Regions from separate parts of the Homo sapiens genome. Here region 2 is linked to region 1. The links are chromatin loops, found by intact Hi-C in ENCODE. Cell type or tissue: prostate gland. All regions are shown on one strand.

Region 1 (5,000 bases):
AATTCACTGGATTCGCGCGTGATGGCTAACATCTGTAATCCTAGCACTTTGGGAGTCAGAGGCAGGCAGATCTTCTAAGGTCAGGAGTTCGAGAACAGCTTGACCAACCCCATCTCTCCTAAAAATACCAAAATTAGCTGGGCGTGGTGGTGGACGCCTGTAATCCCAGCTACTCAGGAGGCTGAGGCAGGAGAATCACTTGAAGTGGGGAGGCAGGGGTTGCAGTGAGCCGAGATCATGCCACTGCACTCCAGCCTGTCTCAAAAAAACAATAATAAAAATCACTGGATTGCACTTTATTTTCTTGAGGTCACTGCAGGCATTGACTGTCTTCATCAAATGATAACAATTTGTTCTTCTTATATAGGTGACAAACTTTCAGCCTGGCTACTTGGTGACTCTTTCTCTATCTTTAAAGTATAGTAACCAAATAAAAATATGTCCTAATAATTGTTCACTGGGTCAGTTTTTTCTGTTACATGTGTCCCTTTAATTTATAGATTCAAGCATTCTTTTATTTTCAGATGTATTCCCGAAGTATATTTATTGCGTATGTGTGTGGGCAGGGGGTGTATATATATATATCTTTTTTTTTTTTAACCAAAAAGTTTACGGACTATATACATACATACATGCATAGAACCTTTGAAACTCTACTTATTTCTTATTTCTTTTTTTTTTTTTTTCTTCTTCTTTTTTGAGACAAAGTCTCCCTGCCCGGGCTGGAGTGCAGTGGCTCGATCTTGTCTCACTGCAACCTCCACCTCCTGGGTTCAAGTGATTCTCCTGCCTCACCCTGCTGAGTAGCTTGGACTATAGGCATGCACTACCATGCCCAGTTAATTTTTGTAATTTTAGTAGAGACAGGGTTTCACCATGTTGGCCAGGCTGGTCTCGAACTCCTGGCTTCAAGTGATCTGCCCACCTCAGCCTCCCAAAGTGAGGGATTACAGGCGTTAGCCACCATGCCTGGATTAAACTCTGCTTATTTCTTATTTCCATTTTACTTTGCAACTCTTAGTCCTGTCTTGCCTTTCCCTCACTGAATCTATTCTCCTTTGCATTGTGTTCAAATTGGTTTTTCATTTCTCAAATGCAAGAATTTCTCCACTTCTTAATTTTTCTTTTTCGTTTCTTTCTTAAGACAGCTTCAGTGTCTTCTATTGTCTTGCCAGATATTCTCTCTAGAACTATACCTCTGCTTTAAAGTCTTATTTTTATAGAGATGACTGATTTATTAATACTTTACATTTTGGTAGTATATGTAGTTAGAACTTTGATCTATGTTGTTACAGCATTTTTCTGGTACATGTTCTTCATTTGCCTTTTGCTTTTTCTGCTCCTTTCCCCCTTTATCTCATGATATGTTTGTGTACCTCCTGAATGAATTACTTTTTTGTTTATTACTCATCTTTTCATACTGTTATTTCTTCCTCTATCAGCCATTTCTAGAAGGGTTTGTGGGGAAGCAGCCAGGCCATGTTCTGGGCTAGTAGAAATTCTTTCTTTGATCAGGGTTGTATATGATTAGATTTTTTTGGCTCACTTATTCCTGATCTACAGGGGCTGATGGTGTGGAGCTAGTCTCTTCCACCCGCCTCTCAGTAACTGCTGTCTGAAAGTTCCTGCATATCTTCTTTTACAGCCTTGCCCTCCCTGCTTCACCTTCAGCCATACAACATCCAGGGAAGGGAGCTTCCACCTCCAGCCCATGCACCCATCATTCTGTTTCTCCAAACAAGGGACCATGGATCACACCCTTCAAGTCACGCTGTCTACTTTGGAAAGCTGCTGGCCTCGCCTACGATTTGCTGTCACAGGGGTCCTTTCCTGGAATCTTCTCGGACTCCCTTAGACCTCACACACTAGGCAGCCCTTCCTCTTGTAGATTGTCTTTTCATGTTATCACAGTTTCAAACACATTTGCATTATCCCTCATTCTTCTAATAGCTTTTGTGTGATTTCCAAGAGGTGCAAGAAAAGACACAGTTATTTTTTACTATTTTTAAAAAATTATTGTTAAAAGGAAAAAAATGGCAAGCACACAGAAGCTAGAAGAAGTAGGGAACTAGGCCCCTTATTTAAAATTCAGATGTTTGCGGTACTTCATTCATTGAGTCATTCTACAGCATGTAGTGAGTCTGGCTGTGGAAGAGTTCTGTGAGGTACAGAGAAGTATGACATGACATGTGGTTTCTGTTTTCAAGGAGCTCATGAGAAGGTGAGGAGATAAAAATGGAAAGATCATTTTCAAAACAAGGCAGTGGGTATTAATGCCAAATGAATGTTCTTACAACACGTGCTGCACAAAGTGAAGAGGAGCAGAGCAGTCCAACTCTGAAACTGCCTGGAACGGAGGCAGGGTCAGAATGGTTTACATAGAGACTGTCTAAACTTGGAGTGCTTATAAAGTAATAAAGTCACAGAAATTATTCCTTCTCTGCAAATTAAATTTGATTCAATTGATTAGAAATATTGGAACTTGAATGACTGCCTTACCTTGTGTGTGTGCGCGTGTGTACATAAGAAGTTGAGAGTTTTTTCTGAACATCTAGCTTCCCTCCCTAGTGAATGAGAATGATTCTCCCACCAGCTCTCTGAGCAGTGGTCGAGGGCTCCTCGGGGATGGGTTGCTTGGCCTTTCTCCCTAGAGAACTACACACTCAGTACCTTTCACAGTTTACATTTTGAGTCAGTCCCCTTGGCCCAGTGGCCATGACAATGGAATTGTTTGGCCTGGCTATTTTAGACTCTGGGCTCAGAACTGCCAAATATAGAAGGTTTTCTTTTTAATATGCCTTCATCTCCTGTACTCAGTCCCAGTAACTTTTTACCAATGAGAGTCTCAGACATGGCCTGTTAATAAAGGATTAGTCAGGAAAGAGTGAATCAAGGCCATCCTGGTGCCTTCTGGCTTTACTGAAGGGCTCAGAGCACTGCGCATGTATAAGATGAGATTAGGGAGCTGGGGTATTTCCTAGAAACTACTGGTATGATGACATAAGGAGAAGAAACAATGTATACAGAGGAAAAAGAGTTTAAGTAACATACGGAATTTCTAACAAACTAGAATTTCTTAGAACTTTAAGTAAAGTGTTTACTTTTACAATTAAAATAATCTTCATTTAAAACTAAGTCTTCCAAGATACAGAAGGCAATTAAGTACAGACAAAGATACTCAACATTATCAGTAATTAGGAAAAGTCAAGTCACAATAATACCATTACCTACCAAAATGACTTTTAGAAAGCTGACACCAGACCAGGTGTGGTGGCTCACACCTGTAATCCCAACATTTTGGGAGGCCAAGGAGGGCAGATCATCTGAGGTCAGGAGTTCAAGACCAGCCTGGCCAACATGGTGAAACCCTGTCTCTACTAAAAGTACAAAAAATTAGCCAGGCGCAGTGGTGCACGCCTGTAGTCCCAGCTACTCAAAAGGCTGAGTCAAGAGAATCGTTTGAACCTGGGAGGCAGAGGTTGCAGTGAGCCGAGATCACGCCACTGCACTCCAGCCTGGGCAACAAGAGTGAAACTCCATCTCAAAAAAAAAAAAAGCTGACAACACCAAACACTGATGAGAATGTGGAACGACAGGATTCCTCAAACATGGCTGGTGGGAACGCAAGATGGCACAGCCACTTCGGAAAACGGTCTGACAGTCTGACAGTTTCTCATAGAATTAAACACACACTTACCATATGACCTAACAATCCCACTCCTGAGTTTTTAACCCAACGTAAATGAAAACATGTATCCACTCAAAGGCCTGTACCCAAATGTCTATAGCATCTGCATCAGAATCCCTCTGAAGGAAGCCGTTCAAATGTCCCTCAAGTGGTGAATAGCTAAACAGTGTATGAATTGTGGCACACTGACATTCACATGCTGGAGTACTATACAGCAACAACAAGCAAAACACTGATACATCCAACAAGTGGGTGAGTTTCATCATGCTAAGTGAAGGAAGCCAAACACAAAAGGTGACGTGCCCTATTATTACATTTACAGCTCATTCTGGAAAAGCTAAAACTGCATGGTCTGGAGGTGAGAAGAAAAGGGTATTAACTGCAAAGAGACATGAAGAACCTTTTGGGGGTGATGGAAATATTCTCTATTTTCATCATGGCAGTGGCTAAATGACTATATATACGTGTGTGTGAGTGTATGTGTGTGTGTGTGTCGTCAAACTAATCTAACTGCATGTTAGAAGCAGTGAATTTTACTCTGTCAATTGTACCTCAATAAACTTGATTAAAAAAAAAAAAGTTCTTCAGCACCAAAAGAAAAGGCAACAAAAGTAAAAAGAGATAAATTAGACTACATCACAATCAAAAACTTCTGTGCATCAAAGGTCACAATCAACAGAATGAAAAGGTAACCTATGGAATGGGCTGAAATATTTGCAGATTTTGTACCTGATAAAGAGTTAATCTCCAGATTATATAAACCATTGCTACAACTCAAGAACAACAAAACCAGTTCAAAAATGGGGAAAGGACTTGAGTAGACATTTCTCCAAAGAAAATACACAAATAGCCAACAAGCACATGAAAAGATGATCAACATAATTAATCATCAGAGAAATCAAAACCACAATGAGATAACACTTCAAACCCATTAGGATGGCTACTATCAAAAAGACCAACAGAAATTAACAAGTGTTGGCAAGGATGTGGAGGAATTGGAACCTTTGTGAACTGTTGGTGGGAATGTAAAATAGTGTAGCCGTTATGGAAAAAAAATACAGCCGTTCCTTCAAAAAACTAATAATAGAATTAGATTATGATCCAGTAATTCCACTTTTGGATATTCCACCCCAAAGAATTGAAAGATATCTTGAAGAGATATTTGTACATTCATGTCCATAGCAGTATTATTCACAATAGCCAAGAAGTGGAGCATCCCAAGTGTCCATTGACAGATGAATGGATAAACAAAATGTGGTATATATGTACAATGGAATATTACTCAGCCTTTAAAAAGAAGACAATTTTGGCA
Region 2 (5,000 bases), 280 kb before region 1:
TTCCAATAAAATTTATTTACAAAAACAGGTTGCCTGCATGTCTGGCCTGCAAGCTGTAGTTTGCTGACCCCTGAATGAGAGGCTTAGTGCTGGAGAAACTTGTACAGATACTACTATCATTCCTATTACAGAGAGAAAGAAGTTGAGGTGGAGGAAAGCTATGTACCTTACCCAAGGAGGACACACAGACAGTAAGAAGATGAACCAGGAGGTTGATAGCAAAGTCTGTATTTTTAACCATTATGCGGTAATGTGTCTGCAGTATGTAGAATATGATATTTATTGTTTAAAAGTATGCCGTATCATTTCATTAATTACTTTCTTCTTTTCAGCTACAAATAATCTCTGAAAATTAAAAATTAAGCCTAACATTGGGAGGCCAAGGCGGGCGGATCACGAGGTCAGGAGTTCGAGACCAGCCTGGCCAACATGGTGAAACCCCGTCTCTACTAAAAATACAAAAAATATCTGGGCTTGGTGGTGGGCATCTGTAATCCCAGCTACTCGGGAGGCTGAGGCAGGAGAATCGTTTGAACCTGGGAGGCGGAGTTGCAGTGAGCCGAGATCGTGCCATTGCACTCCAGCCTGGGTGTCGGGGAGACTCCGTCTCAAAAAAAAAAAAAAAATTAAGCCTACATTATTTTTGTAACAAAAAAAAAAGCTCACTTTTAAAGTCATGGACTTAAATTAGACACAGCGTACCCGATTGTTGACTTCCTTCTCTTTCCTAACAGAATTCCCACTACACTCTCCCGCACCATCAATTCATATGTTTGTGGGAGCTGAGTCTCCTTCTAGTTGTAGCGGGAGGCCTGATTAGTTTAGGGAAATCGTATCCTCCATGTCAGTGACTGGGCACGTGACCCAATTTGAACCAATGAGAAATGGGCATACAACCCAATTCGGGCCAATGAGAAATGGACTTCTGGGAAAGTCCTTCATTGCTTTTAAGTCAGAAGTTCCTGAAGAAATCTTTTTTCTTCCTTCAAGGAATGAATGAGGAAATTGTGGGCTCACATACAACTTAGCAGTCATCTTACACTGATGAGACAACAAGTCTTAAGATGAAGCTATCCTGTCAACAGAGTGGAGAGAGGAGAAGAAAACCATGGTTTAATAAGATTGTTGAGATCCTGGTCTGGCCAACCCTGAATGCTGCTGTTGCTAGAATTCCAGACACACGAGCCAGTGAATGTCCTTATTGTCCAAACCTATTTAAGTTGGTTTTCTGTTACTTGTTGCCAAAAGCAGAATTATCTGAAGAATCCAATCCAGAACAATGCTTTTCCTTTAATAACTGAATATTTTAGGCAATTTTTTTTTAGCAAATAGTTAAAATAATTGCTTCTATACTCCAATCCACTCCATAAAAATACCTGGTATAAGTCTTAATTTCAAACTTTTAGAAGTTAAAACAGAGTGGTAATATGATCTCTGCTTTTCCAGACCACAAGTTTACTGCCTCATATATATCATCTACCAAAAAAAAAATACGAGGTGTTGATAACGAATGAAGGGAGTCAGGACTGTGAAACCAGTCTTCCCTGTCCAGTGAATGAAAGGATTAAGAGTACTTCCAAGCAAGTACATATTTTGCTACATTTAAGGACAAATCCAGCTGGTCTTTGATTTACTAACATCTCCACAGTGACGCAGATATTCTGAAAGATGACCCACTTTCTAGGCATCCAAAGGCCTTGAGAGACTTAAAACCGTATCTTGGATGGAATTCATCCAGGAAAATCTTGGCAACTCCTGCGCCGTGGCGGCCGCCACTATTATTCTTTTACAATAACTTCTAGCTCTATATCTGTGCTGATTTTCTGTTGCCAAAGGGTTACTAAATTTTGCCTGGTCTGAGTCAGACACACAAAAAAACAAAATGCTATACCAGGTTTAAAATTGTTTTTAAAAAATTGCTTTATTACCTCACATACCATTTACATGCACTTTATGATATTTACATGTAATTTATGTACAATAAACTTCAGCAATTCTAAGTGCACACTTTGAAGACTTTTGACAAATATATAGTCTTATAACCACCACCACAACCGTGGTACGGACCCTTTCCATGATCCCCAAAAGTTTCCTTGTGTCTCAGTGAAGTCAGTCCCCTCCCCCCACTCTGGGCTCTGGAAACCCAGATCTGCTTTCTGTCATGACAGTTTTGCTTTTTCTAGAATTTCATAGAAACAGAATCAACAGTGTCTCACTTGGCGTCCCGTTTTGTCATACCTTTTATGCTGTCTAAATGGGGGATGCTGGTTTTGATTTGAAGCAAAGGGAGAAAAGGGTGATGTTCCGGGTAACACTATCTGTTCAGAGGCTTGTTGCCTAGTATCGACACTCTCTATTCATGGGAAAAGGTATCGCTCAAGGTTAAACTGCAGAGGTTAGTTTCCTTGTATTTATTTAATGAGCTGAATTGCTATTTGCCCTATTCATCTCTTTGATTATCTTTTAATTCTGCCAAGACTGTGTTTTCCATCAACAATTATGTACTCCATATTAAAAGAACACTTTATTCGTCTTTCTTTGATTAATTCAGCTCTCTTTGCAATTCTTCCTGGTGAAACATTTCTTCAAGTTGACGTCTTCATTTAAATTGCCAAAGAAGAGAAAGACATTATAAATAACCATCTGTTATAAATATGGTGTTCAGAGCTCCCCACGTGGAGGACTGGTCTCGGGTCAGAAAAAAGACAGTCAGGGTTAGGCCAGACATGTGGTATTCTACTCAGAACATTTTTTTACTAGCATGTTACTTAAACTGTTTGAGCCTTAGTTTTCTCATCAGTAGCAGGAGAATAATAATATTCAAATATATTATTTTAATATTATTATTAAATATTATTCATTTATCAAATCACACCTTATTAGTGTTTTGAAAATTCATTTAAATAACCCATCTGTCTATATAGATACATAGATATGTGTACATATACACAGATACATACAAGTGTGTATATATATACATATATGCACCTATAACACACACACACCTGGCACACAATATGTCATAGTAACAGAGGCTGTCAACATTAATCTTATGTTTTATAACATTTGAGAGTTACTTTATTTTCAGGTGATAATTCACCCAGCACTTTTTCCTTTAGTAATTAGTAGCTAATGCTGTGACACATAAAGGCAGATGCTTTTAAAGGTCCTCAGATAAAGAGAATGGTTGCTCTGCCTTTTTTTTTTTTAAGAAATGGATTTCTTTTTATGTTGAATTTTCTTAAGTATACCAGATGTATTTAATGTTGATTTGGAACTGTGGATCTACCAGGCTTAAGGCAGGATACTTTTTCATGAATGTGCACACTGGCAAATACCACGTACGCAACCTTGCAACTCAAAGTATGACCCACAAGTCAGCAGCGTTGGTCTCCCCTGGGAGCCTGCTGAACAAGCCCCGCCCCAGATCTAGAGAGAGAATCTGCATTTTAACTGCATCCCCAGGAGACTAGCATGAGAAGCACTAAGAGTCAAGGAACAGCAATCCCACCTCATCGGCTCACTCCCATTGTTTACTTCCACCTGGGGCTCTGGGTGCAGAAACGTGAGTCCTCCCAGGTTTAGGAGGGAGAAATACATTTGCCAGCAGGGTTTACCATGGGCAGGGGGAAGGGGATGGTGTTAGTAGCTGCTTGTCTAGCCTTGTGATTTCGTCTGGTTATTCTCAATAGGAGACTTCTTCATCAGTTGCCGTATTTCACAAGGAAAGATGACACCAATAAGAAAGAAAACGTATTTGCTCTTGAGTATAATACTGTGATTTATTCAGTGAATGCATCATCACTAGTTCCCTAAAGGCTCTGCTCTCTAGAAACTTTTCATCTCTAAGAAGTCTGTGTGAATAAAATGTTATTTGAGGTCTTTGGGCTCACCGATTGGGGGAACCAGAAACCACCTTCAAAAGTTAAAGTACCCATTGGTCTTACAGACAAGCATCAGGAACCAGAGGGCCTGGTGGGGCTGGGAGGAAGCTCGGCAGTGACAGCTGAGGTGCTCATGTCCTTCCATCCCACTGCCCAGTGGATAATGAGCTCATTAGTCAGACGAGGACCAGCCCAGAATAGCCAGGAGTAAGCATGTCACATTACAGAGCTGTAGCCAGCTTCTGGGTGGAAATAGCACTATCTGGTACCCATAAAAGAGAATTTGCCAAATTACCTGTAGTACTTCGGCAATTTTTGAAAACCTCCTTATCCTTTAAAACAAGAGTAGATAAAATATTTACCATGCAAGAGCATATACGATGGGGAAATATTTGTATTAAAATTATCACAAATGTTTGATGTTTATTAAAGTAGTTAAAAATAAATCCCAGTCCTCTGGACCAATGCTGTCCAGTAAGAATATAATGTGAGCCACACGAGTACATTTACATTTTCTAGTGGCCACATTAAAAAACATAAAGAGAAACAGGGGAAATTAATTTATAATACTTTTCATTTAATCCAATAGATCCAAAACATGATCATTTCAAGGTGTAACCAATATGAAATTATTCATGAGGCGTTCCATACTCTTTGCTTCCTATTAAATCTTTGAAATCCATTGTACAGTTTACTTGATAGCACATCTCAGTTCAGACTTGCCACATCTCATGTGTTTGACTGCACATGAGGCTAGGAGCTACCGTGCTGCACTGAGCGAGTCTGGTCACCTGCAGCCCAGGTGGCTCTTTCTTTGAGACACTGCATGGAGAAGATATTTTATTCCATTAGTTTGAGTTGGCCTGAAAGAGTGCCCCAGTCCCCCACCTCCTAGATGACTGGGCATGCTGCCCAGAACAGCAAATGGGCCTCTATCTATGCAGTCCCAGGAGGGACCCAGAGGGCAGCCTCAGTATTGGCAAAGGTGAACGGATTGCAGCTGTGGGTCACATGTTGGAACATTTCTTCATTTCTTAAAAGCAAAGCTGAGAGCGTTTTATTTTTATTTTTTGTTTGTGTGTGTGGGTGGGGGGGTGGGGAAGGGAGCCTGTTGAC

The links. Hi-C counts contacts between places; a loop is a spot of excess contacts. Peaks named below come from ENCODE experiments on the same cell type or tissue, not always from the same donor. Only the 100,000 strongest peaks of a DNase experiment are listed, where the experiment ranks them.
Region 2: a loop joins it to region 1, with 7 times the contacts of the local background. A loop is called at or near these places in 6 of 110 quality-filtered maps.

The regions. Positions count from the first base shown.
Region 1 is chr6:160,144,616-160,149,615 of GRCh38, reverse strand. The region is part of intron 8 of SLC22A1 (solute carrier family 22 member 1); the gene reads right to left. Among named protein-coding and RNA genes, the nearest start is that of SLC22A1, 25 kb to the right of the region's middle. In prostate gland, no CTCF peak of the experiment used is centred here; no DNase peak of the experiment used is centred here; H3K27ac peaks cover 3,180 bases.
Region 2 is chr6:160,428,059-160,433,058 of GRCh38, reverse strand. The region is part of intron 5 of SLC22A3 (solute carrier family 22 member 3); the gene reads right to left. Among named protein-coding and RNA genes, the nearest start is that of SLC22A3, 82 kb to the right of the region's middle. In prostate gland, no CTCF peak of the experiment used is centred here; a DNase peak (open chromatin) is centred at 4,774; H3K27ac peaks cover 1,871 bases.